Regions from separate parts of the Mus musculus genome. Here all the other regions are linked to region 5. Evidence: chromatin loops called from intact Hi-C (ENCODE). Cell type or tissue: left cerebral cortex. All regions are shown on one strand.

Region 1 (4,000 bases), 54 kb after region 5:
ATCAATGGGAGGAGAGGTTCTTGGTCTTGCGAAGATCATGTGCTCCAGTACAGAGGAATGCCAGGGCCAGGAAGTGGGAGTGGGTGACTTGGGGAGCAGGGCAAGGGGAGGGTATAGTGGGCTTTGGGGATATCATTTGCAATGTAAATGAAGAAAATATATAATTAAAAAAAGAAGAAAAAAGGTGGTCATGCACCGCTCAAAAAAAGAAAGGAAGAAAGAAAGAAAGGAAGGAAGGAAGGAAGGAAGGAAGGAAGGAAGGAAGGAAGGAAGGAGAAAAGTATTGTCTATGTCCTCTTATAACTACAAAGTTTATTATAGCGCTTTTTAAAAGATCCTTCTGCAAATACAACCATGCTCATCTGTTCCCATTTACTCCCACTCTTCAACTCCTCGTCCTCCAAGATGAAAGACAAAACATCACGTCTTTAAGAAGAAGATTGGCCTTGTGCTCTAGCCCACAGCTCACCATGTTCCACTTAAAACTAATACTACACAAGTCAGAGCACATGTGAGTCCTATTTTTAATTGTTAAATAATTAGAAGAAAAGCATTGCTTAACTTAAAGGAGCAATCTACTTCAGATGCCTCCCAACACAAGAGAAGGCATCTCTTTCAAAATGGATGAAATTATTTTTAAATAATCCCTAATGCATTTTGCATCCTTCCTGTACTTATTAATAAATTCTGGGATTCTTCTGAGTACTAGCAAAAAGAATGTAGACATTATAAATTAAAAATTAAGACCCCAATTTTGCAAATGTCAGCTTGGAAAGTGACTTACTTTTTCTTCACCTTTTCCTAGTTTCCTAACATGAAAGGTTGAATATAGATTTGGGATTGTACTTTTTAAAGATTTGATTATTCTGTGTGTCTGAGTGTTTTGTCTGCATGTGTGCCTGTGCACCACATGCATGCAGTGCCCTCGGAAGTCAGAAGGGGACTCCAAACACTACAGAAGGTTGTGAGGGGCTGCATGGGGGTTGAGAAGCCTAAGGCTGGTCCTCTGCAAGATCAGCCGGTGCTCTTAACTACTAACCCATCTCTCCAGCCCTATCTCCTTTTTCAATACAAGCATTTATGGAATAAAACTTTCTTCATTTACTAGGATAGCTGCATCCTGCATATTTCTATGTTTTTCTTCTTATTCCATTTAGACTGTTTCCCTGCCCTGCCCCAGACTTTCCGTGGGGCTCACAGGTGGCTTAAGAAGATATAGTTTAATTTCCAGGTATTTGGAGATTTCTCTCCCTCTGTTTCTGATTTCTGTTTCAATTCCATCATATCTAGAATGTACCACGCAGTTTCAGTTTTACCTAATACATTAACGTTTAATTTTGGTTCAGTGTATCTATTAGAGTGAGTAGTCCCTGTTTATTGGAAAAGACTGTTCCTGCTCTATGGTGTAATATTTTCTACATCCATTAGATGCGATTGGTTAGAGAACTTAATTTTTCTGTGTTCTTGCTGCCTTTTTGTCTGCTCTATAAGTCGCGGAGAGAGGCATATTGAAATATCCCACTATTATCATAGGACTGTTGTTTGCAATTTTGCCCACATGGTTTTAATTTCTGTAATTTTAAGTGAGTTCACACTCAGAGTCATGTTCTATTGACCCTTTTCAGTTAGGTAGTGTGGCTCTCTGTCCCGGTAATATTCTATGCTCTGCAGTCTATGTTGCCTGGTAACAGTACAGACTCCACACTTCCTATTCAGTTTTCACACTGTGGCATTTTTCTAGCTTTCTACTTCCAGTCTTGCTGTATCATGGCATTTGAAATAAGTTCCTTCCAAATAACAGAGATTTGAGACAGTTCTTTAAAAAAAAATCTATCTAAACATTCTCTGTCGTTTACTTGGTGTGGTTACCAAGCAATGATTTCTGGATAGGACTCCAATCGCTCAGAAAATAAAAGCAAGAAGCGACAAACAGAACTGGATCGAATTAAAAAGCTACTGCACCACCAAGGAAACAATCAATATAAACAAGTGAGGGCCTACAGCATGAAGAAAGACCTTCCTGCTAGGCATCATTAATTCCAGATTACATGAAGAACCCAAAAAGGGCCATTAGTGAAAGGACAAATAACCCAATCAATAAATCAATGGAAAATATGGAAACAGTCAGTTCTTAAAAGAACTCATACAAACCCCTGGTAACTGTCTGGGGAAAGAAAAAACCCTCAATACCTGCAGCTGTCAGTGGTTCAAGAGCAGCCTGAGCTACACAGAAAGACTCTATCAAGGGAAGACGAAAGAGACACAGCCCCTTAACCCCAGTCAGAATGGCTATTATTAATGAAGAACAACAATAAAAGGGGGGGAGTGGACAGCTGATGAGGACACTGGGTAAAAGGACCCTGCTGCCATGGCCATTGGTTGTCAGCTTGACTCTGAGCACCTGGGCATGCCTGTCAGAGATTTTCTTGACTGGATCATTTGAGAGCAGATGATGCACACTAAGCCTGGGCCACACATCCTGGTGGTGGTAGCCCAGACAAAAGGACCTGGAAGAAGGAAGATTTGGCTTTTCTCCTGCTTGTCCTCACACTTCTTGCCAAGGTATCTACCCCATTGCAGAGTCATTCCTTCACCTGTGTTAGAACCCACTTCCTCAGGATTCCAACACAAACTGAAGACCAGCAGCTCTCTGGGAATTCCCCAGCGCTTCCGCACCAGATTGAGACTACTGAGACATCCAGCCCGGTGGACTGAACAGCTACCAGACTCCTTGCCTTTCCACCAGGACTGCAGCCTGTGAGCTACTGTAATCTCTCTGTCTCTGTCTCTGTCTCTGTCTCTGTCTCTGTCTCTGTCTCTGTCTCTTTCCCTTCCCTCCCTCTGTTCCCCTCCCCCTTCCCTTCTTCCCTCCTTCCCTCTCCCACCCCACACATTCATTCTCTCAGTTCCCTCCCTCTCCTGCCCAGCACATTTGTTCTCTCAGTTCTCCCTCTGGAGTACCCTGATGAGCACATTTGTGTGTGGCTGACAGAAATAGAAACTTCTAGAAACATTATAGAAAACCTAATAGGTTCCTGAAAATAGATTCACCGTACAATGCAGGTACACACCACTCCTGAAGAAATCAAAGTCAACCATACAACAGAGACACCTACACACCAGGCACAGGCATCAGCAGAGTGTCCATCAATGAGTGAAGTGCGCGTTTTATACCACATAAACAATGAGATTCTCTCCTTGCAGGAAAATGATGGAAGAGGAGGTCAGCACACTGTGTGGAGCAAGCCGACCTGAGAAAAACAAATGCCACAGGCTTTCTCTCATATGGGGGGGGGGGGGAGGGAAGAGACAAGAAAGAAGACAGTATAGGCTATTGGAGCAAAGGAAAGGATGGAAGAGGAAGGAGACAGGAGACCTCTTCCAGGAGAAGCAGGGAGGTGCGTGTAGCAGGCCTCCGCACGCATAGGAAGGCCACAGCAAAACCTTTCATCTGTATAATGAGTATGAGGCAAGTAGCTCAGGCCACTTATATTTGACATCCTCATCACTAAGTTTGAATTTAAATCTACCACTTTATTTGGCTTGATGTTGTTGTTGTTGTTGTTGTTTTTCTTCCCTCCTGTATTTGCTCTCTCATGTTATGCATTCTGGTTTTGTTTGGATTTCATCTGGATTTGTGTAGCAATGGCTTCGGGATTATAAAATGCATTCTTACCACTTCCCTTCACTTAGAATCCATATTTTACCACCTCAGCAGGACTGTAGAATGTGTGTGATTGCAGACACTCCTTATCACCCACCCCACCACTATTTTGTAATGAGTCTAGGAAGATATTCAGTTGCTAAAGCTTGCATTGCAAGCATGAAGACCTGAATTGAAAAAAGAAAGAAAGAAAGAAAGAAAGAAAGAAAGAAAGAAAGGAAGGAAGGAAGGAAGGAAGGAAGGAAGGAAGGAAGGAAGGAAGGAAGGAAGGAAGGAAAGAAAGAAAGAAAGAAAGAAAGAAAGAAAGAAAGAAAGAAAGAAAGAAAGAAAGAAAGA
Region 2 (4,000 bases), 160 kb after region 5:
CAAAAAATATAGTGGATACAAATAGTGCCCCCCTTAAATATCCACCCAGGTATTTGAACCTGTGGATATGGACTCAAGTGCAAATAGATTCAAGTTAAGGTGAGGCCCTAGACTGGCGAACGGCTTCATTATGAGAAGAGCGACTTAGAGCCACACAGGGCAGAAGCTGGGTGGTCACAGAAGCAGAGGGTGGAGAGGCATTCTTCTGCAAGGAATGCCAAGAGGGCTGGAACTGAACTGCTCAAAGGACTGAAGCAGGAGCCCACCCCTGCGCGTATGGAGAGAGCACAGCCCTGCCCATAAACTGACCTGGGTTCTTAGGCTCCATAATGAGAAATCAGCGCCTGTTGTTTTTAGACACTCCGCTTGTGGTAGTTGCTAGGGAACCTAGGAGACTTATCTAGCATGCAGTGAAAAGACACTTGAGCAAAGGATTTCCCTGTGAAGGTAAGTCCAGGGCAGGAGGGATAACGAGGCTGTGTCTGACGTTCACCCGTCTCCCGCTTAGGTCATGGTAATTGTCTGAAACTCCAGCACTCAGCTCACTCCACTACTTACGATTTTGAAGTCCAGCCAAATGCCCTGGAAAGGCTTTTGGTGGCCCCATCTACCCACAACGGTTTTGTGAGGCCCAGGCAGACAAAACAGACACAGTCTGGATTGCAAAGGTCTCACCAAAGGTCTTTCCAAGACACCGCTGTGTTTAACCAGTCCCAACAGGGAACTTGCAGCACAGCTTAGTGTGTCAGGGAAGTCACTGGCTCAGAGTTCTAGCCCCTCCTTGACTCCCCTTGCTGTCCTTTTACCCTCAGAATGTGTTCCCAGGCCCTCCAGAACCAGGGCCACTCTGCCCAGAGGTGTGCACGCATCCTGAATGTCTAACCGCACCTCTCCTTGCTTTCTGACTCTCTTGACAATTTTACAGCAGGAAATTTGTACCAAGGGAAATGAGAATTGAAAATGCCGGATGGACGGCTGATTGCACATGCAAACCACTGCAGGAGATCAGATGCAAGGCGGCGGCAGCAATGTCTTTGTATTTACTGAGACTTGAAATGTTTGCGTTGCTTAGTGGAATCCTGGTGAGCTGCGGGCATAGCCTTTGATGCTTACGCCGTATGAAAATTCATTTGTGCGCTCAGCTAGCTCTGGGGAAATACCCTGATCTTTGGCGAGGTGAGCTTTATAGATGCTCGGCTTGTGAGACAGTTTCCTTGTTCCCACAGACTTGGGTGGTTCCTTCTAAACATCTTACTTAAGAGCAAAATACCTTTCTCTTCTCTTGTTTCTGCCCTGCATTCATCCGCTTGCCATTACTCTAACGATGTGTCTGCGGCAGACCATTTTTATTAAGAAGTTCATTTAGCTCAGCTTCAGAGGCTGAAAAATCTAAATATGGTTCAAGCTTCATCAATCACATCAGGTCAAGAGCACACCTGTCTGTGTGGCCTCCTGCCTTCTCTTTATAAATTCACCCTAAGGACCTAATTTCATATTAGTCATTTTTCTAAGTCTCCGCCTTTCCACGCCATAGGCTAAACTTTCACCTCCTTGGAGCTGGGCTATAGCTCCGTGTTAGGGCACTGGCCTCCCACGTGAGACACCATGGGTTCCGTTGCCAACGTTGCAAACCCAGAGGTTGCCATTCTCAACCGACCTTGGGGTTAACCTCTTTCTTGCTGTGTTCACACTCTAGCACTGCCCTTCCCTATCAGGGTCTCTTCTGTACAGAGAGGAGCATCATGCACAGAATAAAATTGGCACTGGAACCTGCCATCAGGAAATGCCAGGTTCCAGTCCCCAGGCGCATGTCTAAAAGCTCTGAGCTCCTGTTAGATCACATACATGCAAAGACAATCAAGGAATGTTTGTAAAGCCAGAGGAAGAAACGCCCAGAAGCACGTGACTGTCTGTGTGCCCCAGGTTCCCTCCCCAAGCCTGGTCCTCTCACTGTTTTTAAACAAGGAAGACTAGTTTTATCCTCTTTCTCCTCACGTCAGACAAAAAGCGATAAAGGGTCCGGTCGGGAGCAGATGGTTATCTGAAATACTGGCTTTGCTGGGAGGCGCTAGGGGGCTCATCTTCCTTCACAGGCAGCTTCTCAGTGCTGCTTGGAAGCTACAAGGATTGGCGAAGGGTGGAGGAAGGCTGGGCCAAGTGTACCAGCCATCTGGAGCTGAAAGCTATTCTGGTCCTGATCTGAAGAGATGGGGAGCCGGCACCCTAGGTCTTGGAAGGGAAGGTGTCCTGAGGGTGGGGTGGAGGCAAAGAACAACAGGAGAGCAGAAGGTGGTGGCTTCGTGGGCTGGAAGCAGTTGGGCACTCTAGGCATATCACCAGTGTTTACTGATTTCTACAGAGATTCTTGATACACTCCCAGATCCACCCAAGACACAAACAGCTTGTCCCCAGTGACACAGGTGGTCTCCTCCTACATTGATCCTGAAGGGATAAATGCACATCACCCACCACATAGAAACCGATGGGGCCATTCTGTCAGTCCAGTCTGTAGAAAAGGCGTGTGTCTGCTCTTCCATAGTGGGCTTTAAAGACAAGATCAGGCCTCACTCAGTGGTTCCCCTTCACCTTGCTCTTGATGCTTTGTGTCTTGTAGCTGACACCGTCTGTGATGAGAGGCACTTAGTGCTCTCTAATCGGAAGCCTTCCCTTCCCCAGGGACCTGGTGCTGATGCTGCATCCTGAGAAGCTACATTGTGTCTCTAGGAAAGCAGCTCCAGGAGAACCTTCTACTTTTTCTGAATTGGTGTCTGGAGGTGATAGCATTTCATCCCGGTGGTTCAGGGTGAACAGGAAACATTGACTCGAAAATTGACCCAACAGAGTTAACAAAGAGTTGGCTAAGATACTTTTCAGAGTGAAGGTAATGGAGGAGTTCTCCTTTCCAATAACTGTAAATGATTAAAGACTAAAACAGACATTTTTCTTTTGGATAGATTTAACCAGGCCCCATTATCTGGGGTGTGTTGCTCACTGTTGACTTACGACCCCATGCTGCTGCTCCACTACCTCCTTGTGTCTCACTGTCTAGCTGTAGGCAATGTCCTTGGCCCCCAGCCAGCCAAGAATATCATTGAGCACCATGGATGCAGGCATGTCCAGATGTGTCTGTAATCAATACACAACTGTTATTCCCTCTGATTGCAAGGGAAACTTGCCACATGCCCACATCACTCCTGAACTCCACCTGTGTTTTAGGAGGGCCATTCTTAAGTGCAGAGCAGAGAGCTCTCACATGAGTCTCCTGCTCCAGAACATTCATTTATGTCTAGTTGTTCGGTACAAACCTGCTCTCCCCACCCACCCTGATGAGCAGGGTAGTCTCTCCACAGCCAAGCAGAGCTTGAGAGGACTTCAGTGACCACACTTCCAAATGAGGAAAGAAGGACATGCTAACATCCCTTAGGCCCCTGACCAGGCATCACTCACTTTGTCCTTATGATACTGCATGAAATAGACACATATGTGTTGAGTGGTGCGTGACACTGGCTTCCACTTCTTGCAAGAGTGTGCCGCAGGGCAACATGTATCCAGGGTTTAGAGTGCCAGGTAGCAGTACAGACTTTTACCTAGTGTCCTTTCATGTCCCAGGACCCCACTGAAGATTCTCCATTGCATCAGTCACCTTCCATGCTCAGGATCCTCTTGGCCATAGCAAGTGCTAAGGTCAGGCGCTTTGGGTGGCCTTGACAGATATGACGAGTACCATCAGGTACTTGTAGAGTGTCTCTTGGTTGAGATTTGCTTAGTGCTCTCTTTGTGATTAGAGAAGGGTTATGGCTTATTAGGAAGAAGACCACAGAGGTAATATGCCTGCCACCTCCCCATATGACATCAGGGTGCCCACTGTCACCATGGCATCATAAATGGTGCCAGCCTTCATCACCCAGTAGTGTTTGTCATTGTCCACTGCTGTCAGCTCTGCCCTGCATCTCTTTCTAGACACTAGGTGTAGCGTGGGCTTGAGAAGCAGAACGGTGAG
Region 3 (4,000 bases), 70 kb before region 5:
CACTGAGGCTGTGATCATATGGCAAACAGTACAGCCTTTAGTGGGCCTCAGCCTGCTCCACCCTATACCCTTTGTTATCACCTAGGAGGGCTCTGGCGGCCACATTTTCAGTAATAAAATAGCATGTATGTATTGACCCAGCTCTCCCTCTACCTTCTCCCTGACTTCTGTTTACAAACTGCCCACCCTAGTCCCAGCAGGAACACCTGCACAGCATATCTCCACACCCTCTGGCCAGCCCTGAGGCCCCACCAGGTGCTCCCTTGAGTGGTCTTCCAACAGGACAGCTGTCCCTGAGTCTGTGTTTGGGTAGGCAAGATGCCAAAGCCAGATGCAGCCCAAGGGCAGGGACCTGCATTGCTAATACTGATCAGTTAGTTTCAATGACCTCCAGAAGAGAATGTGCAGGTCAGACTATTGTTAAGGCTTTAAGAGCCATTTTGTTTTACACATAAGTGAAACTTTAAAAAATTTAACTTTATTCCCAGGAGTCTGCCAATCTCTGGTAAGAGACCCTAAAGATAGAATTTGACTTTCAAAACCCACATGAGCAATGTTGGAGAAGACACCTGTCCTTAGTGTTCTAGGATACATTCACCGCTTCCGTTTCTGCAGCCACAAAAGGCAAGGCAGTCTGGGGACTGCTGGGACATGCGTTTGCCCTGTCCACAAATGTCCCCGAGCTCCCTTGGGCGTTCCAAGTCAGCGGTTCTGGATCCCTGAAAGCTGGGATCTGCCAAAGTCCACATGGCCCCACATGTCTGGCACCCAGCAACTCCTGACAACACTCAGTCTTTCCTGGCAGCTTCTGCCTCTGGTAAATCAAAGCTGGCACCATCGAATCCACAGCACCCCAGAGAGTGTCTTCTAAAGAAACAGATCCAGCTGTTCAGCTGTGGCTCCGCGTGGCTCCCTGTACACAGGCATGTTCTGTCCAAATCCAACAAAACCCTTCACTTCACTTCCCGGACACCAAGATTTCCATATTCCTTTGTTCATCCTACGTGTCTTTCTTGTGTCTGATCTCAGAGATGCTTTTTTATCACAGGTATTTTCTATGAAGGAACAATGCGGTCCTGGCCCTGACCTTCGGTGCTGGGTCCCAATAGGATGAAGCCAACCCTCCCGCCCTCCCAGTACACTGGCTGACATAAAACCCTGAGCAAAGATGAAAGGCCACATCTCTGTTCTGTTCAGCAAGAACCTACTGAGTTCACGCCTCTTGGCCATTCTTCCAAGCACTACAGATGCAGCTGTGTACACAAAGGAAAAAAAAAAAGTAAAAGGGAGGAACGGACACTCTAAAGGGTGATTTGCTGTCAGCTAGGCAGAATTTTTCCAGAAGTGATGACAACGCATTTGCCTGAGGCAACCCCTAGTCTCCATCCTAGCATGATAGAAGAACACAGCAAACACTTTCAACACAATATGTCCAAATGTGCGCCCTGGACTTGTGGGCTCTTAACTGCCCCTCCAGGGCCTTGGCTTCACCATCTATAGGAATGCAATCATCAGCTATAATATACAGGCTAGGAGTCCCCAGGTCCCCTAAACGTTATGACAGATTCTCTGAGGAGAGTGGGATTTTGGGGAAGACACACAGCACCCTCACCCTCCACCCCACAGAAAACTGCTTCTTAAAAATATCCACAAGGCTGACCCTAAAACCCAGACTCCAGTAATTAGACATAGTAATCCTTTAGGTTAGTCTATACTGAGAAACTGTGCCGTGTCCTGCGGCTCACACACACCCAGCTTAAGAAAGAGATACCTGGGCATCCGAACTTCAGCCTGGAGACCACCAGCTACTGACTTCCGGATGGCACAGGCTGTCCTCACCAGCTCAAAGTAGACCTCTTGGGGGATACCTATGAATTTTCCGTTAGCTTACTTCATTGTAGCAGTTGAAAGATACACAACTCAAAAGCAGGGTCACTGCTAGATAAAAATCTATTTAGGAAAAAGGTACACTGAGCCCTTGGAGGGCATGTGGAAGAAGACCGTGGTCATTGTTCCCATCTCACATGTGGCAGCAGGGGCTTCCCTGTGACAGAGACAGACTTGGACAGGCCCGTGGGCAGCACAGCAGAGGGAATCCTGGGGAAATCTGGCAGTGGAGGGCCTCCCTCTTTGGGGATGGCTCCCTCTGTCTGGGGGCTGGTGAGTCAGCCCCTGCAGAGGCTGCTGAAATCCTCCCACTCAGCTACTGCATCCGAGAAACACTCAGTCCTTCGTCACAACCACCGCTTCTCCATTCACAGGCAAAGGATGGAGCATTCCAGGAAAATGAAGCTCACCCCAGGCTGGGAACCAGGAACCTGCCAGCTCCTCTGCAGCCTCTGCAATCAGAGGTCCTGGGATCATTCAGAAAAATGGAGAGGGAGGGGTACAAGTAGAAAACGGAGAGGGCATAGATGACATGAGGGTGAGAAAAGTCCCAGTGACCTCTGCCACAGAAGCCTGTCCTTGTGGGCATCTGGGAGCAGAGCTCAGGAGGGGTTACTCGAATGCCTAAGCATCATAGAAGTCCTTGAGAGGCCCTTCAATAAAGGCCAAGGGTAGCCTCATCATTAGGATGTAGGAGCCGCCTGCCCTGCCAGCCCTGACATAACCGTTGAGGACATGGCTCTAAAACCCTTTTTTCTAGGGTATTGCATTGCAAGGATGTATAATCAAGGAACACAGATGCTCTACAATTTAGCTTAGCAGGTCTCGCTGTCCCACTTTGGGTCCACTCCAGAGCTGTCTATGATTACAAGCCTGGGACAGACCATGCCCTTTACCTCTGAACCAATCAATGAAAAGAAAACAGGCATGTGTGGCCTGAGTTTAAAGGTTAGAAAGGAAAAATTCAGTAAATGTTTGTGTCTATTTTACCCCATAGGTATGAACGGTCTAGGAGGTAAGATAACTAGATGTTTATACAGTCGTTGAAAAGGAAGGGTCCTGATGCTCCAGGCTGGGGAGAAATCAGGACCAGTCTGAGAGCGTTCTATCTGCATCTACATCTGGAGCAATGCTTGTCCTGGCTCTTACAGTTAGGCCTTTCTTCTCTAGGCCGTGCTCCTTTCCTGCCCTAGCCCATCCTGTAGGCACAAGTGTCAAAATGGATTATCACGCTTTCAACAGTCTGCAATCCTGTTGCAGTTACTGCCAGCAAAGCCTCGACTGGACTTAGCAGCTGATCTTGGAGCCCTGACATAGCATTGTCAGGGAATAGTAGCCTACCCACTACCCTTTATCACTGTACCATGAATCTAAGAGATGTGCGGGAAATGGTTCCAGGAAAAAATTCCAGAATCTTCCAATAACCATGCTGGTCTTTGGGTCCAGTCAGAACTCTCCAACCTACAGAAGACCTGTGGCCCCTGAAAATGCTGGCGAGTCCTGGGACTGGGCTACGCTGTCCATCACTCAGGGATCTTTTGGAAAACGAGGTCATTTCAGAATCTACAGAATCCAAGTCCTCTGGCTTCCTCTAGATAATGGGAGCTATTCCCGGTCCAGATGGCTCCAGACAGAAGGAAGATGTAGCTAAGGGCAAAGGCATTGCCCCCACATTGGTACATACAGTGCAAGGCCCAGCATGGCCTCTGCACGTTCGTGTGCTCCAGCATTGACTCCACTCATGCTCCTGACACCACAGTGGTTCCTAGACTCTCCACTCCAAGGTCAAGAAACAAAGACACATGACATTCTGCTTTGCCTGGACATGCTGGTCCTCTTGATAAATATGTTCTGTCTTGTATGTTTCTGTGCAGGGAAAACACAACACAGGAACAAACACAGGCTGGTATGGCCAGAAGGGAAGGTGCCAGTTGTCATATGGAGCCTTCCCGGGAGATCTAGAAGCCAGCCAATGCTGAGCACACATGGGCTATCCCTGGCTCTGTGCAATTCCCACAGGAAGAAAGGTTGTTAGCAGTCTCTTGGATCAAGAGTCAGAAATTCAGGTCATATAGGACTCTAGGATTGTGTGATTTTGAGGCTGAGGGACTTT
Region 4 (4,000 bases), 99 kb after region 5:
AGCCAGATATAATCACCCTGCCAACAAATAGATGACTAGTCACCGAGGTCACCATTTGTGGTGTTAGTTTCTGCTGCTCACAGAACAAGCAACCACTACAGCCAGGTCAGACTTAAACAGTTAGCAGGATCCACATTGCCAAGGCCATGTTTAATGTTCATCTCTGCAATAATAGTATCTCCAGTTCTAAACCTCATAGGTGATAATAGGGAAGTTTGGGAAGGGCTGACCGGTATCCATAAAAAGGGTATCTTAGCCACTTAGCTATTAAAACTCTCCTCTGCCAAGGCCACACGTTGGTGAGAATCCAGATTATTCACAGACATCTTCATGGTTCTTTCCTGAACACAGAAGTCTCTCCACACAACTGTTCTCTAGACCTCCTTATCATGGAACTTCAAATGAGATTCTTCCCAAGAATCGAATCCTTCAGCCAAACCACTAGCCATGGCTCTTTGACTCATACACAATCATATCATCTTGAAGTTTGGGATTTCAACAGTACAGATGTCACTTTTATAAGAGAAACATGATTTCTCATGTGTAGGCTGGAAAGAGTGACTCCTCTAAAAACCAACCTAGAGCTTCATAAGAAAAGTATTTTCTTACCTCTAAATAAAATCAGAAAAGCTAAGGCATTTACACAGACAGAATTTCTCCAGAGACTTCAGGTTTTCTCTCCCCACAAGGAACTACCCATTCATTCCTAACACAAAGAGGGTGTGTGTTCTCAGGTCCCATTTCCATCCTGAGAATGCTGCTGTCCTGACCCACTTGTGCTTGCTGGGATCTAATGGCAGAAGCAGAAAAAAAAAAAAAAAAACAGTGTTGGTCAGATCACCTGACGGGAGACCCAGTCTTCCAAGAGGACAATCCCAAAATTTGTCACTACTGTGGGAGACTCAGAGGCCAGCATCTCCTTCATCCAAGTGGGAGAGACGATTCCCTAGGATCAGTTGAAAGTTAGTGAGAGACTCAAGATCAGAAGCCACACTTCACATGGGCATGTGGATGCCCATATGACATGAATTGTTCATTTTGTATTGGTTACTTTTCTCATTGTGGAACCAGGTAACTGATTAAAAAAAAAAAAGTAAAAGCATCTTCTGGGAGGAAAGGCTTAATCACTTGAACCATAAAGTCCATCATAGTGGGAAAACTTGATGGCAGGAACAGCTTGGTCCATGACACCAAACAGGAGGCAGAGAAAGGGAACACCAGTGTTCGGCTGGATTTCTCATTTTCCCTCCTTCTATACTCAGACTAACCTCCAACTCCATTAAACGATGCTTCCACTACAGGGTGTAGCTTCTTTCCTCCATTAATTCTTTCTGGAAACTCCTTCCCAGACACATCTAGGCATGTATCTCTTAGGCGATTCTAAATGCAATCAAGTTGAATAAAGGTTACCCATCATACATTTCACACACACACACACACACACACACACACAACACACACACACACACACAAACAGACCAAATGCACATGACTGCCAAGAGCAGAGGAGCTGAGGCAGTGGGTCAATATTCCACTCTCCCTGTTTGATTTTCTAGATGTGTCATTCAGTCTGCATCTGCTAAGCACCTACCACATCTGGTGATGCAGAAGAGTGAGAGTAGGAGATTATAACCAGGTAGGACATTCAGAGTCAAAGTCTCAATGGCCTCATTCATTTACCTGGGTCCCACTTCCCAACACTTTCATTACATCTCTACACAGCACTGCCAACTGATGGTCTAGAGATCATCATGAGCCTATGGGAGACACTCATATTCAGACCATAACAATGGCTGTACTTAAAGATAGTCTTTTATGAGATAGTTAAGTCAAATGAAGTCAGTAAGGTAGACCCTAATACAACGTGATTGGGTATTCTTATGAGATGGAGAGACCTGGATGCAGACATTCAGGCAGAGACAATCACAGGAGGACATAGGCACACTGCATCCACAAGCCAAGAGAAGGACAACTCCTTGACCTTCCACAGCTGAGAAAATGTGTCTGTGGGTTAAGCCCCCAATCTGTGGCCATTTACTATGTATGTGGTCTTACCAGCAAGTGACCACACATTGAATCCGCCAAGGTAGAAGTAGTCATCCCCCACCTTCAAAGAGCAAGATTGGTCAGGCTCGAGTGTGGGCTCTTTGGCAGAAAGCCCAGCTTTACCAACATGGTGGGCCTTTGATTATTTCAGGCAGTTTGTATTCTCTGGGTCTAATTCTATTTGCTGATAGGGAACAATTGGAGGAGTTGGAGCAGCTTTCAAAGGTCAATTTGGAACACAAATAGCTGATTTATGTAATTAGCCATGTGCAATTACATGGAACTCCAGCAAGTGGCTTTTTCATGAACCAGATTGGCACCACCTGATTCTTATAAGCATAAATAGATCAAGTTGTTAAGTAACAAGTAATTAAAAGGAGCACATGATATTCTCTCTGGGTAACTCAGACTACCCACGTTTAATCTGGTTTCTGTACTGCTCAGCCAAATCAGAGAGAGGTGCAGTGAGGCTTTCAAAATGATGTGCTAGAGCTCTCTGTTGAATCCAAAGGGCCTCGAAGCACTCTTGTGATCCCAGCTGTCTTGGTCCATCCAGCTGCTGTAACAAAAATACCATGGATTGGATAATATATTTAGTGGAAATTTCTTTTTGGTTCTGGAGGCTAGGAAGCCCAATAAAGGCATGAATGGATTCAGGATTGTTTCCTCAAAAGGCAGAAGAACAAAGAAAGGGAGGGAGCTCACGGGCCCTCAGCTTCACAAATATTCAGATCATAGCACCAGCCAAAATGAACAGGAAGCTGTGAATGTCTGTACCATGATGTTAATGTTCCCAGATGTGTTCTTCGGGAAAAAAATCTAATGTTCTTTTAAAACAGCTATTTTTATTGTATTTGTGTGTATTTGTGTATGTGTGTGTGTGTGTGTGTGTGTGTGTGTGTGTGTGTACATGATACCATGAGTGCCCACAGGCCAGAGGTACTGGATCTCCCTGAAACTGGAGATACAGATGGCTGTGAGCTACCCATCGTGGATGCTAGGAATCAAGCTCAAGTCTGATGCAAGAACAGTAAGTTGCCCTTAACCAATGAGCCATCGCCCTAGTTCCAGGATTCCTAAGGTAAACACTGAGAAAAATGCAGATAACATTGGGACCAAGACAGCAAATTCCTCTATATAAAAACTTTGTGGAAGCTGTTAACAAAAGTAAATCTAACAACTATTTAAGTTGTCAAAGGGCCTGCCTGGAAAGCCGAGTTCCTAGGAAAGCACAAATGACTCATGAGTATGTGATGGAATGTGAATTTCACTAATGATCAAGGAATGTAGGCTGAAGAGATCCCTTCAGTGGTCCACACTTTGAGAGATCACGTAAAAGTCCATAGTGCATTTGGTTTTATCTGGATGGCCTCCACTTTACTTTTGTTTACTCTTAAAGTCAGTATGTTTGTGTACATCTAAGCTATGCAACACAGTATTATAAGATTATATAGAGTAATATATATTATTGTTATGTAATCTATATGGATTTAACATATCCATCTTCTCAGTTTCTCCTTTCCTCTGTAGGAAGAAAATAGATACCATGTACTCAGCAAAAGTTGGGAATGAAAAACCACTACAGTCCTGTGTTGGGCCCTAGGTATTTGACCCTGTTATCCAACATCTATGCTACTTCGTATCCTTTGTCCAATATCTACCTACCCTCCCCCAACACACAAACATCCTGGTAACCACTGCTGAAAGAAAGCTGCCTGTGAAGGCTTTCTCTCTCTCTCTCTCCCTCCTTCCCTCCCTCCCTCCTTGTCTTTCTCCCTCCCTCCCTCCCTCCCTCCCTCCCTCCCTCCCTCCCTCCCTCTCTTCCCCCTTCTCCCTCTCTCCCTCCCTCTCCTTCTTTCCCTCTCTCCCTCTCTCCCCTCTTTCTTCCTCTCTGCTCTTGTTGGAATTATAACTCTGACTCCTAAGCTAGTCTGCCTATTTAGACCCATGGATC
Region 5 (4,000 bases):
GAGCTGGTGGCTAGGCAAGCCCAGGCTCGCTTTTCTCAAGAATCCCTCCCCTCAAGAGCACTCCAAGGAAAGGGCCTGCTCGGCTACCTCACCTCAGAAGGCTCTGAGGACCCTCCTGAAGATGGGCCATGGTTCTGGAAGGGACTTGCTCCCCTGAACAGAGTAAGGAGACCCTCACAAGCGCACCTACACAAACCCCAGTACCAAGTGTCAGTTTGCTCTGAGCCTCTGCCCTTGACTGGAAGCTGGGGTTGTAGTTCTGAGACTGGGGTGTGAACCTGAGGTGGAGATCTCACAGGACTCAGCCCCAGCAGGCTCCTAACACCCTCAAACAGCATCCGACCCCTGTGTATGCAGCAAGGGCCACCCTGCAGCACGGCTTCCCTCCCTCCTTCTGCATCTGCCCCATGCCCTCTTGGGTACTGTCTGTCTAGAATTCGGAGGTGAGGAGGCAGGGCCATCAGCAAAAGGCTGTGCGGCAGCAGAGGTGACAGGGTCTGAAGGGAGGTGGCCACAGCCGTGAGGTACAGGCCTCTCAGATACTAAGTGGCAGAGTTCACTAACACACTGCAGGGTGCCTAGGATTTCCTGATGGGAAGACATTGAAATCTTTGGGGACCAGCTTCTCTTTACCTCAGGTTTTCCCACTTGGCCCCATTTATGTGTTGATAAGGGAGTAGAGGATAAAATGCCTTAGAAATGGCAGATTTTCAACACATGCTTTCCTTATGGACTTCTTACATTCAAACCATCTCTGTGGGAGGCAGCATCTTCCCTTGGGGAGGCGGGGGGGGGGGTGAGAAGGAGGCGGGGCAGAGGCTGAGTTTTGGTGAGGGAGGGATTTATATCAGATTGGAGGCTAGTCACGGGGAAACCTGGGTACCACAGGCTACCTAAGAACCCTTGTTTTCACAATGGGCTTCTTTCCCCCACTGAAATGACAAGGGCTCCTCTATCCCAGAGGGAGGGGCACTAGCACCTTTGCAGACTCCTCCCTAATCCTTTCTTTAAAAGGAATGCCTAGAGGCTGTGTAGAAGAGAAATAAAGAAACTAAGAACACAGCCTTTTAAGGCACCTAGAGAACCCACCACGGTCCTGAGTCTACAGCTGTCTCTCCAGCCCTACAGTGAATGCTCAGCAATAAACCTGTCATCATGGCCCCTAAGTCTAAGTACCGCTCCCTGCCATCAGAGTCTGGGTGTTTGTGTTGGTCTTACAGGCAGCAGGTACAGCTGACTGACAGTCACCTCTCTCAAAAACACCAGTTAGTGTCCCCCCAGTTTGGATTCTGTGCCTAGCCCAGCCCCCCACAACTTCCCATATGCTCGAAGAAGCTACCTTCTTTCCTTAGATGGACTCTCCCACCTTTCTGTCTCTCGTCTCCCTCCCACTGCTAGCCCTGGAACAAACCCCTCCCTCAGATGCCACGCCTGGGCAGGGCCAGCGAAGGGGAAGGTCCCAAACTCCTGGGAACAGCCTCCAGGTTCACCTCCACCTGCTTGGGTGCGGTGGTATGGGGAACGGGAACCTCTGGGGTCCAGGAGAATCCCCAGGAGGAGTCAAGTCCTATGCCCTTGGCCCGGCAGCCCCCTCGCCCACCCAAGTTGAAAGAGACAAAGTTCAGGCTCCATGGAGCCAGGGTTAGGACTGGGAGCAGAAGCTGTGGAGACCAGACTATGTGTGACCTTGGCAAACTCCTCTCCTTCAGGGCAGAATTCGGATTCACACCGGGGTGGTTAGCGATACTGGTGGGGTTCAAAGTGCTTCCCTTCCCACTAACTGCTCCCTCGGGTCCGCGAAATTGAGAAGCGAGCCCCAGATGCGCTCCAGGCGAGCTGGAGAGGAACCCAGGGGCTGCGCGCTCTGCCAGCCTAGAAGCCTGGCCTGGAGACCGCGCACCCTCCCACTTTTCAGTACCTCTACTGAGGGACACGGGTACAACCCGGCGCGGTGGATCAGGCTTGGGTCCCCCACTTGAGCTCGGTACCCTACTGCCTGACCTTGGGCCTGTCACCACCACCACCACCACCACACACCAGTCTCTCGTCTCCACCCTAAAGACGCTAGGGACTCTTATCTCGTAAGAAACACCGGGTGGAGGGTGCTAGCTCCTCCACTGCATCCTCAGTTTGCTGTTGACCTTGAACACCTGTCCCACCTTCAGAACCTCAGTTTCCCCACCTTCTCCATAGGAAGAACGTTAAACTCCTGCCACCTCCAGTGCTGCTGGCAGATGTGTCTCCAACCCAATGGGGGACTCGTGGTGCCACTTACCGTCCTCCAGAGACGTGGGCGCTTGGCAGGGACCAAGGCGGCTGTGACCAGTAAGTGCGAGGCAGCCACCACCAGCCCGAAGCCGATGGCCAGTAGGCTGCGCACGGGCAGCAAGGCATAGGACACGAAGGTGACCAAAAGGAGTTGCCAAACCCCCTGCTCGGCGACCGTCGAGCCCATTGCGCCTCCTGCAGAGCTCCTCGCGGGGCCGCCCAGCGCGAAGGGGCAGCAGAGTAGCGCGAAGGTGAGGCTGAAGAACAGCGCCAGCTGACCGACCTGCTGCAGCTGGGACACCTGCAGGGATCGGACATTGGTGACCACGAACAGCGCCAGGAAAAGGATGCAGTGCACTGGGTGCGACCCCTTGGCGAGGCCCGGCGCTGGCCCCGGTGCGCCCAGCAGCTCAGCCAGCGCCAGGGCGCCCGCCAGTAGGCTGAGCACAGCCAGCGCTTTCAGCGTGGCCGCCTGCTCCAGCCGCAACGTGTAGCCGCGGAACAGCGCCTCCAGCTCGGGGCACGCGAACTCCTCGCCACACGCCCGGAACCCACGCCGGCCGCCCGGCCCGGCCGCCCGCTCTGCGCCCCCGGGCTCGCCCGCGCCTCCGCCGCCGCCTTGGCCGCGCGGCGCCCCCGCCATCTCAGCGCCATGCAGCGGCCGCGGCCACGGGCGCGCCCCTCGCCGGCCCGGGGCGCCGGGGCGCCGGCCGGCGGCCCCGGGGCGGGCGGGCGGCGGGCGGCGAGGCGCCGGGGCGCGGGGCGGGCGGAGTTGGGGCGCCGGCTGCCCAGCGCGCGCGCCCCGAGCGCGTCCCCTCCCGCCCGCCGCGCCTGCGCACTGGCGCCCGCCCGCGCCCCGGCAGTGGTCCTCTGCGGCGACCGTGCTGCGACAGGCGAGCCCCAAGAGCCCCGATCCTGGGCGGACAGAGTCCGCGCCCAACTCAGCGCCCGGGATCCCGCACGCCCAAGGGGCCACGTGACCTTGGGCACCACTCCTGACTCTTTGAGCCTCGGTTTCCCCTCCTATGTACAGTGGAGCCCACCCCTCTATGAGTCTTCGGAGGCGTTTAAAAAACGCAGAAATTCCCAGTAGAGGGAGGAACAGCTCTGTTAGATTTGTATCCCCTCCGCAAGCAGAACCAGGTCACCCAAGAGGAGCCCTCACTCAGCTCCCAAGAGGACCCCTCACTCAGTGCCCACCGAGAAACCCCGAGAATCCCAGGTCACACATGCAAGGCGCTTTAAGTGACTGATTTGCCCACCACCTGGGTGGGTAGTGAAAGCTTTGCCTATTGACCTGAGCAAGAATAAAGCCCTGCAATGTCCAAGGAAGCTGTGAGGTCTAGGTGCAGGGATGGGTGAGGGAGGGCTGAAAGGAGAGATAAAATAGCGCGGCTCTCTCCTTAAATAGGAGCTGGCCATGCAAATGATGGCGAGACGTTTACTTCCAGCTGAACAAGTGGCAGGGACAGATTCGCCTCAGTTGCGGATCTTGGTGATGTCCATTCACTAAGGGAAGGGACCGGACAGAATTTCATTCGGTGCTCACTCAGGATGGCCCCCTGAGATCGCTCCCCTGTTCTCCTTTAGAGAGAGTCCCAGAGGACCCTGAGAGTAGAACAGATGCCAGGAGCTTGTGCCACCTCTGGATCCCACGGGTGCACCAGGAACTGTCTCTCACAAAATTTTGCAGCCCATATGCTGTTCTTCCTACTAGAGGCCCCGCTTCCAA
Region 6 (4,000 bases), 76 kb before region 5:
CAGAAAAGGCTCATCTCGTGGTGACCACCAGCTTTACATACAGAAGAAGACAGAAGATGAGAAGCAATCCAGAACACTTGATTTCTATATCATGCACACAAGTGTCTCTTATGTGCTTTAAATCAATAAGCTTAGATTTAAAGCTATACAAAACATGAGAGAGAGAGAGAGAGAGAGAGAGAGAGAGAGAGAGAGAGAGAGAGAGAGAGAGAGAGAGAGAGAAAATATGGAGAGATTTCTGGGTGGAGAACAGAGAAACAAATGTTTCAACTATCAGAAAGCAAGAATAAAGAAAGCCCCTGTGCCAACTGTGGCCCTTAGCAGCCACTTCTGCTGATATCGTCATAATCTCTGACCAGTGGCACATCCTCTTGAGCAAAGCCAAGACACACCAGACACATTTTACAGCATGCCCAGGAATTAAAACGTACTCACACCAACAAAAGTACCATGGCCTTCTTCAGCTAATAAAAACAGAAAAGCCCCGGATAGCGATGCCATCCATATAAGGAGTCTCTCCTCAGTTAGAAGTCTATGCAGTCTGAAAGCTCAACTTGTCAGTGACACAAGGACAACTGCATGATACATCGGGGCAAGAGAAGGAGAAACAGTCAGACAAACTGCTTCTACAACATAATGAAGTTCCTTCAAGCATACCCAGTCCCCCACACTTAGGACACAGAGAGGGTCACAGTATCATGCCTTTATGGGGGTGGGGAGGATGACAAATGTTTTTCATTTGCTTTTCTGGTGCTTTTTTTTTATTTAGAGATGTCATCCATAACAAATACCTTCGTGGGCAGGAAAGTATCCAAAGGCCAAAAGAGAACGGCTGTAAACGTGTTTGGGGGCCTGGGTTACACTGACGGGATTCATCCAAGAGGTACTAACAGCAGCAGCTGCAAGGCCTGGAGAAGAAACTGCAAGCGTGTGGAAGAGGCACTGCCTGGGGGCTCAGTCCATGGCTAGAGCTTGGGAAAAGAAATTATCTATAAATTCCTTTATTAAATTATTAAAAGGACATCATTTCAGTGACACTTTGTAGAACACAGTGGAACAGGCTTCATTCAAGACCTTGCAGGAAGGGCAGGGGCCATGCAAACAGGCTCTTGGATGTGGCCCAGCAGCTGGGGATGTACAGTCAAGGAGAAAGGAGGGCTCTATGGACATCTACTCAGGGTAGACATCAGAAGTCAGAAGCATTCTGGGTAAGTGAGCAGGATTCCTGCTAAGATTGCTCTGGGTGAGCACACGTCTCCAGGACAGGGTATGGGATGAAGAACCCAGCAGACACTGAAGCTGATGAGAGGTTAAGGAAGGAAGATTCTTACTAAGGCAATGAACACCAGATCTCCTGACACCATCATGGTGTGTGTGTGTGTGTGTGTGTGTGTGTGTGTGTGTGTGTATGGGGGGGGGGGTGTCTGTGTATGCCTATGTGAATGTCTGCTATCTACATGACTAAGGCTAAACTTCCTACTACCTGTGACAGAAGCCAAGCTTTTAATAATGCAGCCTCCAGCTGCCTGGCACACATAAAGACTAATTCTTCCTGACCCGATCCACCATGAATGAAGTCCTTAAATATTATCAGATAAAGTTCTAGCAAAGAGGAACTCCCATATGCCACAGATCCTTGTGACAAGGAACCACCATTAGCAAGAGGCAACAGAACCTTGCTTTGTCCTGAAAAATACCTCTAACTATACCAGGAAGTTTCTCTAAATGGTATAAAATCGGTGATGTCAGAGAAAGCAGTGGTGGGAAAGGAAGTAGGGTGGAACCAACAGACACCAGGTAAAGCCAGTGTAACCTCAAAGGGCTACACAGAGAGGGAGATGGGGAGCCCCACTTCAGGCTCAAATACTAGTGGATTCAGTGGCTGTGGTCAAGAGCATCCACAAGGGGGCATTAGAGCCCTAAAGTGCACCCCATGCTCTTTGGTATGCCTCCAGTAAGAAACAATGTAGGGCCTTCCTTCCCCAGAAGGGAAATCCCAGTCACTGACCATGTGTGGCTGAAGTGAAGCCCTAGACACCACCACCACCACATGCCCAGAAGATCTGAAGACCCACAAGTGACTGCCTGACTCATCCGAGACAGAAAGCCCTGGTGTGGGAGACGGACCACCACACTGGAGCCTCGTCCCTGGCTCAGCATTTGCTGCCAGTTTTGCTGTCCCCTGCATCAAAAACAACGCAGAAAAGGCTCTGGGCATCTGTGGGATTACAGATGATGACAGGCAAGGTAAAAGGTAAAACAAAAGCAAGCTGCTCAAAGGAAACAGATGTTTCTGGGACAAGAAACTATCTCTTAAAAAATCTCAGTGAGAGGGCCAAGGAGCAAGCTTAGTGGCTAAAGCAGCTGCCAGGTAAAGCAAGAGTAAGGACAGGAACGCAGCTCCCACAACCAAGTCAAAGCCAGGTGGGCGCGGCAGCCAAGCAGGGACAGCGGATGCTTTGAGTCAGTTGACTAGTTAGACTGGCAGTCTGGGCGAGCTCTGGGTTCCATTGGAAGACCCTGCTTCCAAGAATAACGTGGAGAACAATTGAAGATGCCCAACATCAACCTTCAGCCTCCATTTGCCTGTGTACACACACACACACACACACACACACACACACACACACACACACAAACAATGCACACCACATATACATTAAAATCAAAATTAAATAAAAATCTTGGGCCAGCGAGATGGCTCAGCAGGGGAAGATGTCTGCCGCCAGGTTTGATGACTGAGTTTGGGCCCCAGAACCCACAGAGTAGAAGGAGAAAACCAACTCCTGCAAGCTGTCCTCTGACTTCCACGCGCATCCCATAGGACACAGGCAAGTGTATGCATACCCACCCACAAATATCATAAAGTTAGAAATAATCCCAGCGAGCAGACAAAACAGGGGTTATTGTGACTGGCATATTTATGAATCCCTGGGTTCAATCCCCTGCGTGAAATAAAACCAGATGTGATGGTGCACATTTGTAATCCCCACACCTGGGAGGTAGAGGAGGAGAGTCAGAAGTTCTAGGTCCATCCTCAGCTACATAGTGAGTTTCCAGGCAAGCCTGTGGTTTCTGACATGGGAATACAACTCCATAAGGGAATTATTCATAAAAAAACAAAGACTGCCTGGAATGTTTAAGAATTTTGAAATGTTGTATAGAAATGTTAGATGGTAGAGTTGAGAAACCCTTTGCAGAAAACAGAAGGAAAGAGGTGGGGGGGCGGGGGTGGATCTTGTGTCAGCTCAAGAACTCCAATAGCCACATAATAGGCTTTCCAGGAAAAATAAAAGAAGAAAGCGGGGAATGTGAGCTTAGACCTAGATAAACACAAAATACAACGCAATATAAAGCCGTGTGCAGCAGCAGTGGCAGCAGCAGCGAGTGCTCCAGCCGAGCGGCACCTCAGCCTTCTCTACCTTGTCGTCATCCTCGCAGGTCATCACGTTGGAGAAGGGGATCTCAGCCTTGAACATTTTCCGGCAGTGCATGAGCTGCACCAGCAGATAGCACACAGTCTTGAACTTCATCCTCTTGGCTGGTTTGATATCCGAGAGAATCAAGCCTGGGAATATCTACCAAACACAAGCATAGGGGAAAATACCGTCAGTACCCAGGGATCTACCAGGTACCCAGCAAGGAAGACTTCAAGCCAGAGGAAAAGCGCTGGGGCTCAGAGGAAATGGCACCTCAAAGCTCCCTTGTCCCAGCATGCTTTGTTCTACACCCAAGAGGACCCACAGGCCAGAGGACTAGGTGGTAGGGCAAGCCTCTGCCTAACAGACTGTCACGGAGAGCAGTCTGCTCACCCCATGGCTTTCTCAAGACCAAATGAGCCAATATAGAAGGGAAAGCCCCCGGGCTCAGGACTAGCTTGTTCTTCCTCGGTATCCATCATCTGACACTGAGCCCAAAGCCGTTTCTCCCACAGCAGCTCTGAGCCCAGAAAGGACGAAGGACCCAAAGTAGCCCAGTCATCCCCAGTTTTCTGACTCCA
Region 7 (4,000 bases), 410 kb after region 5:
GAACGCACACCTCGGGTGGGCACTACTCGGGCAGCTGAATGCAGGACCTGCTCACTGGCTCTGCTGTGGAGAAAGCTCACTCAGTCCACAGAGGTGAGTCCCAACACCTCAGCTACACAGGGCTGCCCATGCCCCTGGTATGCCCCAAGGGCCTCTAATCCTGCTGAGCCGCAGCCTATGTCACACCTTCAAAGCAGATGAGGAAGGACGGTACCAAAGGGAGGTCAGTGCCATAGCCACCATTCAGCCTTCCTGACGTAGGGACCGCCCGCTCTTCCCATCCCCCTCCCTCCCGGGCCCCCGGGCCCTGGCTAGGCTGCACATGTGGCATGGTACAGAACTGTCTCCTTCACTCGGAGTCACGGCTCCTCTCTCCAGACCTGTCCAGATCCTGCTCTCTATTCTACATAATGACTGACTGACCCCTGGGACCCCAGCGGTGTCAAGCAGGACAGTGTGAGCCAGGGCTGGTCAGAGCCAAGCTGCCTTTGACAGTCTGTCCACCACAGAGATCCTGTGACCATAGGGATACAGGGCTGAGAGACAGAATTCCCTCTCGGAGATAGCAGTCACTGTGGAGAAGCCTCTGAGGACATGACAAGGGACTCATGGCTGTCACAGACTCCCATTGCTCTTCCACAAGATCCTGACTCCTGGCCTGAAGCAGGCATCCGTCTCTGATGGCTGTGACCCTCAGGCTCAGCGGCAGTAAGTGATTAATAACATGGAGCACTCATTTCCTTGCTCAGCACTCGGTAGGGCTGGCTTGGGGGAAAACCCAAGCTGTGTACGGCATCCCTAGGGTAGAGAGCTTACCTGATGGTCCAGACCCGACAGGAACATGGTTGAGGATAGGGCTTGAGCAATGCCAACCAAACCTGCCCCACACACTAGAGCAGGACGAATTCCCCTGCCCTAGGGTTTTCGGCAGGTGAGGTGATGAACACACTAGAGATGAAGATGGGTTGTCCTGGCAGAACAGGACCTGAGGAAGTGAAGCATGGGGCTGGAGCGAGACCACTCGGCTGGTGCCTAAAGTCAGAATGTCCGTGAGCTGGAGCTCTGTAAATGTCAGAAATGCTGGCCATCTGCTGGGGCCATCACTCTGAGGACAAGAGCATATTAATTGATGAGCCTTGGAACTCCTGGAGCCACCGTGGGTCAGGAGGCCCCACAATAGCTACTGCATCCCTCGTACACCTCTCAGCCCACCAGTGAGGTTGCCAAGGTTGCTGTTGATCTTTGCTGTTTTTCCATCTACAACGGGAATGGCCACTCCTCCCACACATGTGTGCACGCATCTATATTCTCAGACTCGTCAGGCTGAGCCGTCTTGAGCCTGCATCTTGTGCTCTAGGGTTCTCTTACCCCGACATCGTTCACCAGCCTTTAGACCAACTTCCCAATTCAAGGCACTGTGGCCAGCCAATTACTCTTCCTCTTAAATGTTTAAGGAGTTCTCCTCCACGATCGGCTTCTAAGAGGACATTGTGATCAGATAGCACCCCATTTCCACCTGACAGAAATGCACAGTATCTTGCCTGGCCCTCTCCCTGAACTGGACACTTCTGCCACATAGCTGCACACAGAGGCACATGTGCATGCAATGTGTGCACGAGCACGTGTGCACACATACATATGCACGTTGCACATACAGCACGCACATATGTACACACATATACAATACACATACACATTTACACATGATACACACAACCACACACATATGAGACACATACACAAATCACACACAGATATACTAACCAGACCTATCACACATACACACACACACACACACACACACACACACACTCAAGAAGCATCAGAGATTAGTTTCTTCTCCCATCCAACGAGACTGCCTCAGAGGCATTCCTGATGATTTGGCGCCCCCTGCTGGAATAACATTTAAGTAACTCAGTCTGTGGTAGATGAGGTAGACTTAACATACTTGCAGAAGGGAGAATTACATAAAGGAATGTTTCTGACCCAGCCTACAACTCACTATCCAATTCTGTCTTCTTTTTAAAATGTATTTTAATTAACACATAGTAATAATACATATTTATAAGGTCCAATGAGGCTCTTCAATACAATGCATAATGACCAAGTCAGGGAAACTGGCCTATTGTCTCAGACAGACAGCCTTTCTTTCTGTTGAGAACCTTTACAACCCACTCTACTGACTACATTAAAATATTCATTTTAAATCACTGTCAATCACAGTAATTCTATGCTGTAAAACATTTTGAAGAGACTGGAGAGATGGCTCAGTGGTTAAGAGTTCTGGCTGCTCTTGCAGAGGAGGTGGGTTTGTTCCCAGCACCCACCAGATGCAGTTCCAGGGGATCCGACACCCTCTTTTGACCTCTGCAAGCACCAGGCATGTACATGCAGGCAAAATACTCATGCCTATAAAATAAGCATCCCTTAAAATTGTAGTAGAGCATTAGAAAGCTTATCCTTCCTGTCCCTCATAGTTTCATAAATGTCAGAACCTGGACACGCCAGGGAAGAGGGACTCTTGGCTGAGGGACTGAGCTGCCTCCATCAGACTGGTCTGTGGACTTGTCCGTGGAGCATTGTCTTGCTGATTGGTGTGGAAGAGCCCAGCACACTGTGACTGACGCCACCCCTGGACAGGTGTGCCTCGGTTACATAAGAATCAAGGCACTGAGCAGTGTTCCTCCGTGGTTTCTGCCTCATGCCCCTGCCTGAGCTTCTGCCTTGGCTTCTCTTGATGGTGGACTGTAATCTTGTAAAATGAAATAAGCCCTCCCTCTCCTTCCCCTCCCCGCTCCCGGCCGTGTGGCTGTTAGTCATGGTGTTTATCACAGCCACAGAGAAGCAAACTAGATCTCTGCCATCCATGTGCACACACACCCATTACCCAGCCACTCTAGGAAACATTAGTCTGGTCTCTGGTTCTTTGAGAGCAACATTATTCTGCTTAGTGTCACACCCCCTCCCCCTCCCAGGCCATCTAAGGCTACCTCATGAGACTCTTCAACAGATAGATAGATAGATAGATAGATAGATAGATAGATAGATAGATAGATAGATAGATGGATGCATAGATGGATACACGGATGGATGGATGGATGGATGGATGGATGGATGGATGGATGGATGCATACATGCATGCATGCATGGATACACAGATGGATGGATGCATGAATGGATGCATGGATGCATAGATGGATACACAGATGGATGGATGGATGCATTCATGCATGCATGCATGGAAGGAATGCATCACCCCACTCCCTTCCTGTAAGGTTTCTGCTGAGCAGTCTGCTCTTTGTGAGGATTCTGTCACATATGAGTCTTCAGCTTGCTGCTTGATGAGTCTCTTCTCATCATGCTTTCAGCAATGACAGGCCTCAAAGAGGATCTTTCTTATTGAATCTGTTGCAGGTCCCCTAAAGCTTCTTGGTATCTTTTCATTCCCCAAAAATAGTTTTCAGCAGTTGGGTCACTGAATAGGTTTTCTATGCCATGTCCCTCCTCCTTCTAGACCACTCTTTATGTTAGTTGTAGGTTTCTTCATTTCTTTTTTTTTCTTTAAGATTTATTTATTTATTATATGTAAGTACACTGTAGCTGTCTTCAGACACACCAGAAGAGGACATCAGATCTCATTACAGGTGGTTGTGAGCCACCATGTGGTTGCTGGGATTTGAACTTCAGACCTTCGGAAGAGCAGTCGGGTACTCTTACCCACTGAGCCATCTCACCAGCCCAGTTTCTTCATTTCTAACTTATGTATCTGGTTGATTTGTCTACATGTATGACAGTGTACCACATGCATGCAGTACCTGTGCCCACCAGAAGAGGATGTCAGATCCCCTTGCAACTATGAGTTCCAGAAAGTTGTGAGCCACCAAGAGGGTCCTGAAAAACAAACCTGGGCCGGGCAGTGGTGGCACACACCTTTAATCCCAGCACTTGGGAGGCAGAGGCAGGTGGGTTTCTGGGTTTGAGGCCAGCCTGGTCTACAGAG

What was found. Peaks named below come from ENCODE experiments on the same cell type or tissue, not always from the same donor. Only the 100,000 strongest peaks of a DNase experiment are listed, where the experiment ranks them.
Region 1: it touches region 5 in a loop (2.8-fold over the local background); 4 of 42 quality-filtered maps call a loop at or near these places.
Region 2: it touches region 5 in a loop (2.8-fold over the local background); 4 of 42 quality-filtered maps call a loop at or near these places.
Region 3: it touches region 5 in a loop (2.4-fold over the local background); 5 of 42 quality-filtered maps call a loop at or near these places.
Region 4: it touches region 5 in a loop (1.8-fold over the local background); 2 of 42 quality-filtered maps call a loop at or near these places.
Region 6: a loop joins it to region 5, with 4 times the contacts of the local background. A loop is called at or near these places in 5 of 42 quality-filtered maps.
Region 7: a loop joins it to region 5, with 2.3 times the contacts of the local background. A loop is called at or near these places in 4 of 42 quality-filtered maps.

The regions. Positions count from the first base shown.
Region 1 is chr11:7,008,766-7,012,765 of GRCm38, reverse strand. No RefSeq gene overlaps it. Among named protein-coding and RNA genes, the nearest start is that of Adcy1, 53 kb to the left of the region's middle. In left cerebral cortex, no CTCF peak of the experiment used is centred here; DNase peaks (open chromatin) are centred at 410 and 1,723; H3K27ac peaks cover 318 bases.
Region 2 is chr11:6,897,626-6,901,625 of GRCm38, reverse strand. No RefSeq gene overlaps it. Among named protein-coding and RNA genes, the nearest start is that of Adcy1, 160 kb to the left of the region's middle. In left cerebral cortex, a CTCF peak has its summit at 2,078; DNase peaks (open chromatin) are centred at 422 and 2,106; H3K27ac peaks cover 2,314 bases.
Region 3 is chr11:7,132,716-7,136,715 of GRCm38, reverse strand. All of the region lies in intron 5 of Adcy1 (adenylate cyclase 1), which reads right to left. Among named protein-coding and RNA genes, the nearest start is that of Ccdc201, 54 kb to the left of the region's middle. In left cerebral cortex, a CTCF peak has its summit at 2,179; DNase peaks (open chromatin) are centred at 830, 1,273, 2,177 and 2,639; H3K27ac peaks cover 251 bases.
Region 4 is chr11:6,963,056-6,967,055 of GRCm38, reverse strand. No RefSeq gene overlaps it. Among named protein-coding and RNA genes, the nearest start is that of Adcy1, 98 kb to the left of the region's middle. In left cerebral cortex, no CTCF peak of the experiment used is centred here; DNase peaks (open chromatin) are centred at 492 and 2,398; H3K27ac peaks cover 1,682 bases.
Region 5 is chr11:7,062,511-7,066,510 of GRCm38, reverse strand. It overlaps Adcy1 (adenylate cyclase 1), which reads right to left and starts at 3,078. Exons shown (of 20, transcript NM_009622.2): 1 at 2,276-3,078. The coding sequence starts at 2,911. In left cerebral cortex, a CTCF peak has its summit at 2,465; DNase peaks (open chromatin) are centred at 2,368, 2,658, 3,222, 3,748 and 4 more places; H3K4me3 peaks cover 3,677 bases; H3K27ac peaks cover 3,377 bases.
Region 6 is chr11:7,138,612-7,142,611 of GRCm38, reverse strand. It overlaps Adcy1 (adenylate cyclase 1), which reads right to left. Exons shown (of 20, transcript NM_009622.2): 8 at 3,423-3,578. Among named protein-coding and RNA genes, the nearest start is that of Ccdc201, 48 kb to the left of the region's middle. In left cerebral cortex, a CTCF peak has its summit at 1,885 (motif pointing right); a DNase peak (open chromatin) is centred at 1,912.
Region 7 is chr11:6,652,986-6,656,985 of GRCm38, reverse strand. It overlaps the pseudogene Gm11978. Among named protein-coding and RNA genes, the nearest start is that of Ramp3, 3.5 kb to the left of the region's middle. In left cerebral cortex, CTCF peaks have their summits at 1,915 (motif pointing left) and 3,827; a DNase peak (open chromatin) is centred at 1,884.